2 separate regions of the Homo sapiens genome follow, and region 1 is linked to region 2. Evidence: read pairs that join two places in POLR2A ChIA-PET (ENCODE). Cell type or tissue: PC-3. All regions are shown on one strand. Each heading gives the region's core, and the rest is flanking DNA. Links, peaks and the distances in the headings are about the cores only. Region 1 has its middle 16 kb from the start of LINC01985. Region 2 has its middle 34 kb from the start of TGFBR2.

Region 1 (4,408 bases), core at 227-4,226, 70 kb before region 2:
AATTCTTATAGTGATATGTATTGCTCATTCTAATAACTTATTAATAACCACCCCTTGCTCATAGGGTAAAACCCCAGTTCCTTAACTTGGCTTTCGAAATGATTTGTGCACCTCCACAACCTGACCTCTGCCTCTGCACTCTAATCATTTTCAACTTCCTTTGGCTATGAGAAATCCCCAGCTACTCTCTTGCTTCCCAATCTCCAGGCAGCCTGTTCTCTCCTTTTGATGCAAAAGTTTCCATCTGTTTTGTTTTCTTTTTGTTGTCGTTGTTTGTTTTGGTTTGGTTTTGTGTTTTGCACCAAGTAGCTCCTACTTATCCTCAGGTCTTGGCTTCAGTGTCATATTTTGGGACGGCTTCCCTGTCCCTCAAATCTGGTAGAACTGCCACTCCTCTGAGTTCCCATGGTACACATGGCCACTGATGGTACACATACCCCTTTGGATTACGTCTGTCTGTTTACTTCTTTGTCTGTACCAGACCGCCTACTCCATGAAGGCAGAACTCAAGTCTGTCTTGTCTGTCTTTGAGTCCCTCTGCCCCATGCTCATTAAGTATATGGAAGTTGAATAAAGATAGAAAATTTCTCTATTTGTTTCCAAAGACTTTGAGGTTCATCACTTCTTTACAGAGTCTGAGCGTCCCAGTGTTGTGTGGCTGCCATAGTCAAGTGCTTCCCTTTGTGCCCAAGCGAAAAAGAGAAGAAAAGAACTGTGCTGAGGCAGGAGGCCCCACACTTTTGGAACAGTCTACTCTAGCAATGCCTCCTTATCCCCTCCCAAAAGACTGAAAAAGCTAGTAGGGTTTAAAGCCCAGACTTAAATGACATTGAACTATGCCCTATAAGACACCAATTCAGTTACTAGAGGGGTCAAGGTCAAAGTGGAATGTTTTGTGGAAAGAATAGAGATGTCATAAAACTTATAGAGTTGAGGAAATGAGTAGTTTTCTAGGAATTTTAGAATTCTGAAAGAGATTCTTGAATTTCCTGTTCTTCCTCTTCCTTGTCACCTCTTCCCTGCCTTCATACCCTCAGCCATATATGTGGCTATGGCCCACCAATAAGGATACTGGAGAAGTCCTGTCATAGAAACTCACCAAGAGAGCACTTCCACTTCTCCCCTTGGGTCCCTGCTCTAAGTCTTTGCATCTTTGCTCTTCTGGTTTTGTCACCTGGCTTCTGAAAATTCTTTAGGCCAAAAACTCCCTAGAAGCAGGGTTCAAGATGGGAATTCTTATGCACGTGATCTATTCAGGGAGTACTTCCAAGAGAAATCTATAAGAAAGTGAGAGAAATAGGACAGAGAAGGGGAAAAAACTCTAGGCAAAGATGTGGTTTCAGATGAAATCTATCTTTATTCTTCATCCTTACCCTCTGGAGGGTAAACTGTACCACAGAGCCTGCCCTATCTTAAGATGAAGAAATGAATCCTGTGCTGGTGAGTCATTGGATCAGGGCTGCCCCAGGTGGGAACAGAAGGAGTCAGGACACCAACTCCTGACACTACTGGGCTAGGCAGCTCCTGTTGCCCAAGGACACTTCCCTGGATGAGACTGCAGATGTGAGATGTTAGCAAAAGCACCCACAGCTGCTGGTAAGAGGTAAGCAGAGATTTGGCTGGGACTACAGGTCCTTTGTTTTCTGTTGGCAACTCGTTATGACCTTCTTCAGCTACAAGTCCTGGACAAGTGTGTTGTTTCTGGAAACCTCTGGTCAGTCCAGCAGCCTCTTCTCCTTCACACTCCACCCCAACCTTCCATATTTCCTGATATTATAGTTCTTTGTGAATGCTAAAATCATGATTCGTGACCCAACCATGTTCCTTGTCAGAAGCAAGGTGGGAGAAACAAATTAAGATGTTGCCATTACCACTCCCAGCTAGAACCACAAAGCAGAGACATTGCTAAGTATTTGTATTGCACAAAGAGTTATGCCTGACAGCAGTAAAATAGTAAGTTTTTATTAATGGGAGGGAGAAACTTGGTTATGCCCTTCATAAGAGTCTTAACTATGGGAAGAGTGATTGTGTATCCTTATGGAATGGAGAACAGTGGCCTCTGAGCACCTGCTTAGACCAGGTGACTAGTTCCTCATGACTCAATAGGTAAATGAGATGAACTTTGTGTAATCTTTCATGCATACCATTCATGTGATAATGTGGTAAATGGGTGGGGCTATCACCAGACAAATTTTGTTTTACATTCTAGTTTCATAGCTCATCAGCTGTTACAGCTTGGACAAGTTACTCACTTTTTGGAGACTCATTTATAAAACAGAGAGAGTACATACGTTGCAAAGTTGTTATGAAATTAAACACCACCTGGCACATAGTAGGAACTCAATAAATGAAAGTCATCATTCTCAGATTATTTCCTTCTACAGAAATAAAAACTAGAGGGGTGTGGGTGTTCAAGTGGGTATTGAAGTTGGAGTGGCAGAGAGACAGGGTTGGGGGAGAATATGTGCACTAGTGCTCAATTATTATTGTTCTGTTTAAACACCTATTACTTTATGAAATGCAACAATTTTTACATGAAACGTTATGATTATCTATACTTTAAAGAACCAGAGACCAAGAAATAGTTTGTTGTTTTTTTCTCTGTAGAGATCTGTTGATGAATATTAATGACACTCTTTACTCTCCTGCATACTTGCAAAGCTACAGGGAAACCAACTAATGCAAGTTCTAGGTTGAGGCAGTATCTGAGGTTCTTGTTGATCCCATTTCCCGTCCACCTAGCTCTTTCCAGAAAAGCCTATTCCAACATGGAAAACAGATGAAAATATCAGCTCCTTACTGAGCAGAATCAGTCCTGCCTCCTCCGGATTCTGGGGAATGGACTCAGGTCTTGGGTCTCTACATAAACCCCCAAATGCCAAGACATCTAGCTGTCTGCCCTTCAGTTATGATTCATCATAAGACTGACAGACATCCAGTCAATGTTTTTCTACAAATGACCCAGAATCTTCCTCATTCTTTCAGTAGGCAGATTCTACTTCCTTAGTGACTTTTTGTGGGTGTCATTTGAAAACTGGTATTTGTGCCATATGTCACACCAAAATTTCTCTGCTTGCCTGCATTGAGTATATATTTGCTGACAGTCTTGGGAGTTAAAGAAAAAAGGAATACCTGTTCTTAGGTAAAATGGCCCACTAGAACTCTGCTTTCATTCACCCCATTTTCTTTTCTTTTTTTTGATGGAGTCTTGCTCTGTCACCAGGCTGGAGTGCAGTGGTGCGATCTCTACTCACTGCAAGCTCCACCTGCCGGGTTCACGCCATTCTCCTGCTTCAGCCTCCCAAGTAGCTGACACTACAGGCGCCCACCACCACACCCGGCTAATTTTTTTTTTTGTATTTTTAGTAGAGACGGGGTTTCACCGTGTTAGCCAGGATGGTCTCGATCTCCTGACCTCGTGATCCGCCCACCTCGGCCTCCCCATGTCACCCCATTTTCTAAGCTCTTGAGTCCCTGATTCTGTGAATATAAACTATATTATACCTCTCTGATTCTAAAAATGTATATTAGAATATGAGACAGTGTTTGTCAACTATAGGATCTTCTGATACAGATGCTGATTCATTTGCTCTTTTTGTAATGGTTGCCATAATTACCCTAGTTTACGATAGCTTTATTATATAACAGCTTAGAAAAAAAAAGATTGTTTACTCTGGTCTCAGAACTATTCTCAGCAATTTTCATGGACTTACCTCGTTCGGTCCTCACAACTAAATCATGAGGTAGAAAACTGCTATTATACCTGTTTTACAGCTGATAAAGCTATAGTGTAGAGGTTTAAATCACTTGCTCAAAGTCAAACAGTAAAAAGGGGAGCTGACATTTGATCATGGGGCCAACTGATTCTGGCACATACATTCTTAGCACTTGTACCTTACAGAATGTCAATTGTGAGTGAATTCTATTAACTTTCTCTTCAAAGGCAAGAACACTCTCCAGCTCTAAACGTTTGAGACATACACTTTTTTCTTTTTCTTTTTTTTTTTTTTTGAGATGGAGTCTTGCTTTGTCACCCAGTCTGGAGTGTAGTGGTGTGATCTTGGCTCACTGCAATCTCCACCTCTTGGGTTCAAGCAATTCTGTCACCTCAGCCTCCCGAGTAGCTGGGATTACAGGCGCACGCCACCATGCCTGGTTAATTTTTGTATTTTTTTTAGTAGAGGCGGCCTTGTTGGCCAGGCTGGTCTCAAACTCCTGACCCAGACATACACTTTCTAAAAGTTAAATGAATTAAATTCCAGTCAAGTTTAGACATGTGGTATAATGGAACAGCTGAGCTATGTAAATAGAGTATTGTGAGTTACATTTCTTTGAATACCTACTGTATTAGTCTGTTAGCGCTGCCATAACAAAATATCAACTGGATGGCTTAAACAACAGAAATTTG
Region 2 (4,408 bases), core at 310-4,309:
TAAGATCAAAGCTACAATAAAAAGTCTTCTAATAAAGAAAAGCCCAAAACTTGATGGCTTCAAGACTAAATTCTTCCAAACATTTAAAAAAGGATAAATAGCAATCCTACTCAAACTATTCTGAAAAACAGAGGATGAGGGAATACTTCCAAACTCATTCTATGAGGCCAGAATTACCCCAATACCAAAATCAGAAAAAGACACATCACAAAAAGAAAACTACAAGCCAATATCGCTGTTGATTGTTGACACAAAAATCCTCAACAAAATACTAGCAAACCAATTCCAACAATACATTAGAAAGATCATTCATCATGACCAAGTGGGATTTATCCCTGGGATACAAGATAGTTCAACATATGCAAATCAATCAATGTGATACATCATATCAACAGAATGAAAGATGAAAACCATATGATCATTTCAATTGATGCTGAAAAAAGCATTTGACAAAATTTAACATCCCTTCATGAAAAAAAACCCTAAAAAACTGGGTAGAAGAAACATACCTCAACATAATAAAAGCTATATACAACAGACCCACAGCTAGCATCATACTGAATGAGGAAAAACTGAAAGTCTTTCCTCTAAGATCTGGAACATGATAAAGACTCCCACTGTCATTACTGCTATTCAACATAGTACTGGAAGTCCTAGCTAGAGCAATCAGATGATAGAAAGATGTAAAAGGCATCCAAATTGGAAAGGAAGAAGTCAAATTATCCTTATTTGCAGATTATATGATCCTATATTTGAAAAAACCTAAAGACTCCACAAGAAAACTATTAGAATTGATAAGCGAATTCAATAAAGTTGTAAGATACAAAATTAACATACCGAAATGAATAGCATTTCTATATGGCAACAATGAACAATGTAGAAAAGAAATTTAAAAAATAATTTCATTTACAATAACCACACATAAAATTTAATACATAGGAATTAACCAAATAAGTGAAATCTCTATAATGAAAACTACAAAATGCTGATGAAGGAACTTGAAGAGGATACCAAAAAATGGAAATATATTCCATGTTTATGGATTGGAAGAATCAATACTGTTAATTTGTCCATACCACCCAAAGCAATCGACAGATTCAATGCAATCCCTATCAAAATGTCAATGACATTCTTCACAGAAATAGAAAAAACAATTCTAAAATGTATAAATGGATTACAAAAGACCCAGGATAGCCAAAGCTATCCTAAGCAAAAACAAAACTGGAGGAATCACATTACCTGACTTCAAACTATACTATAGAGCTATACTAACAAAAACAGCATAGTACTGGCATAAAAACAGATGCATAGACCAATGGATTAAAATAGAGAACCAGAGACAAATCCACACACTTACAGTGAACTCATTTTTGACAAAGGTGCCAAGAACATAGACTGAGGAAAAGACAGTCTCTTCAACAAATGATGCTGGGAAAACTGGATAGCCATATGAAAACAGAATGAAACTAGATTTCTATCTCTTGCCATATACAAAAATCAAATCAAATGGGTTAAATACTTAAATGTAATACTTCAAATTATGAAACTACTACAGGCAAACTTTGGGGAAAATCTCCAGGACAATATCCTGTAGATTGGTCCTGACAATGGGCAAAGATTTTTTGAGCAATATCCCACAAGCACAAGCAATCAAAGCAAAATTAGACAAATGAGATCACATCAAGTTAAAAAGCTTTTTCAAAGAAAAGGATACAATCAACAAAGTGAAGAGATAACCCACAAAATGGGAGAAAATATTTGCAAATCACCCCTCTGACAAGGAGTCAATAACTAGAATATATAAGAAGCTCAAATAACTCTACAGAAAAAAAATCTAATAATGGATCAAAAAATAGGCAAAATTTTTAAATAGACATTTCTCATAAGAAGACATACAAATAGCAAACAGGCCTAGGAAAAGGTGCTCAACATCCTTGGTCATCAGACAAATGCAAATCAAAACTACAATGAGATATTATCCTACTCCAGTTACATACGCACATAGTAAAAATGGCTTATATCCAAAACACAGGCAATAACAAACACTGGTGAGGATGTGGAGGAAAGGGAACCCTTGTACACCGTTAGTGGGAATGTGAATTAGTGCAACCACTATGGAGAACAGTTTGGAAGTTTCTCAAAAAACAAAAAATAGAGCTACTATATGATTCAGCAATCCCACTGCTGGGTATATACCCAAAAGAAAGGAAGTCAGTATATCAAAGAGATATCTGCACTCTTATGTTTGTTGCAGCCTGTTTACAATAGCTAAGATTGGGAAGAAACCTAAATGTCTATCAATAGATGAATGGATAAAGAAAACGTACATATACATGATGGAGTACTATTCAGCCATAAAAATAATGAGATCTTGTCATTACAACAACATGAATGGAACTGGAGATCATTACGTTGAGTGAAGTAAGCCAGACACAGAAAGACAAACATCACATGTTCTCTCTTACTGGTGGGATCTAAAAATAAAATCAATTGAACTCATGGACATAGAGAGTAGAAGAATGGTTACTAGAGGCTGGGAAGTATAGTAGGGGGTTGAGGGAGAAGTGGTGATGGTTAATGGATATCAAAAGACGGAATGAATAAGACATACCATTTGAAAGCACAATAGGGCGTCTATAATCAATAATAATATAATTGTATATTTGAAAGTAACTTAAAGAAGGTAGTGGATTGTTTGTAACTGAAAGAATAAATGCTTGAGAAGATGGATACTCCATTCTCCATGATGTTGTTATTTCATGCCTGTATCAAAACATCTCAGGTACCCCATAAATATATATACCTACTATGTACCCACAAAAATGTTTTAAAATAATAATTTAAAAAATACTATACACTAGCAAATCTGAATAATGTCAGTGACATAAAGATGTTCCTCTGTAAAAATTAAAATATGTTGTTGGTTTAAGCGCTAAACAATTGCTGTGGTTATAGTTGAATTTTAACCATATATATCCGTGTGTGTGTGTGTGTGTGTGTGTGTGTGTGTGTGTGTGTGTGTGTATGTGTGCGTCATTTTTTGTGCAGCTGAAAAGGATACCACAGCCCGGGTAATTTATATTGAACAGAAACGTATTGTATCACAGTTTTGAAGGCTGGGCAGTCCGAGATCAATGGGCTGGCATCTTGCAAAAGCCTTCATGTTATATTGTCCCATGGCAAAAGGGCAAAGAGAGGACGAGAGAGAGAATAAAAGGGTACCAAACTCTTCCTTCTATAACAAACCCATTCCCATGATAATGAACTCACTTTTGCCATAATGGTATTAATCTACTTATTTTCCCCTTATGGCCTAATCACTCCTTATTAGGACCCACATTTCAACACTATTATATGGGAAATTAAACTTGGTGCCTGTGACATAAGAGGCAGAAAAGGCAGTACCATTAATCTCCAAAGTGGCTTCAGGGTCATTCTTCCAGTGTCTCATGACTAGCCTCTGACTTCATTCCATCTATACTAATCTCCTTATCAAATGGTCTCTTGGCTATACCCTCGGTTTCGCCTCCTGAAAATGTTCTTTCATTTTCTACCACAGGGCCAGATTGAAAATCATTTGAATCCTAAAGTAATGTCTAAAAATTTTCATACTTTTACTACAGTTCTCTTCTGAAATCTCACCAGAATCACTCTTAATGATCTGTTTATGGCAATACAGGGATTTTCTTGCCTGTTCCTCCAAATTCTTTCAACCGCTGCCCATTACCAATTCCAAAGAGGTTTCCACATTTTCACGTATTTGATATGGCAACACCACACTTCACTAGTACCGATTTTCTTTGTCCATTTTGTGATTCGATAATAGAATACCACAGACTGGGTAACGTATAATGAACAAAAATTTATTGGCTCATGGTTCTGTAGGCTGGAAAATCCAAGATCAAGGGGCCAGTATCTTGCAAGGATCTTCTTGCTATGTCATTCCATAGCAGAAGGGCAAAGAGAGGGTGAGAGAAAGAGTAAAAGGGGTCCAAATTCTCACTTTTATAATGAATGTACTTATATGATAATAAATGCACTCTTGTAATAATACGGGTTTTAATCTATTCCCTCTATCCTCATGGCCTAATCACCTCTCTTTGAGCCCTACCTCCTAATACTGTTGCATCGGGGATTAAGTTTCCAACACATAATTTTGGGAGGAACACATTCGAACCAACGCAATATATAAGTAGCAAGTTAGCATATTTTATAATTTCTACATTAATAAATTTTATATTCGACATGAAAATTGAGAGAATCCTTGGTTAGACAGCTTGACCCAGAATACCTAGACTCAGCTATATAAATTCACTTTGAGAGGAAGTCTGTAACAGTTTGAAATCCTTTGAGCTTGCTTCAGGCTAAAGTTCTGTTTCTGACTCCCACTGTGCTCCATATTCCTGTG

Evidence for each region. ChIA-PET counts read pairs that join two places held together with the same protein. Peaks named below come from ENCODE experiments on the same cell type or tissue, not always from the same donor. Only the 100,000 strongest peaks of a DNase experiment are listed, where the experiment ranks them.
Region 1: POLR2A ChIA-PET joins it to region 2 with 7 read pairs; 3 of 35 experiments call an interaction of 5 or more read pairs at or near these places.

Annotation. Positions count from the first base shown.
Region 1 is chr3:30,500,740-30,505,147 of GRCh38, forward strand. No RefSeq gene overlaps it. Among named protein-coding and RNA genes, the nearest start is that of LINC01985, 16 kb to the right of the region's middle. RefSeq lists an enhancer at 131-180. In PC-3, for the core only: no CTCF peak of the experiment used is centred there; DNase peaks (open chromatin) are centred at 1,002 and 2,192; H3K27ac peaks cover 1,283 bases.
Region 2 is chr3:30,570,830-30,575,237 of GRCh38, forward strand. No RefSeq gene overlaps it. Among named protein-coding and RNA genes, the nearest start is that of TGFBR2, 34 kb to the right of the region's middle. In PC-3, for the core only: no CTCF peak of the experiment used is centred there; no DNase peak of the experiment used is centred there.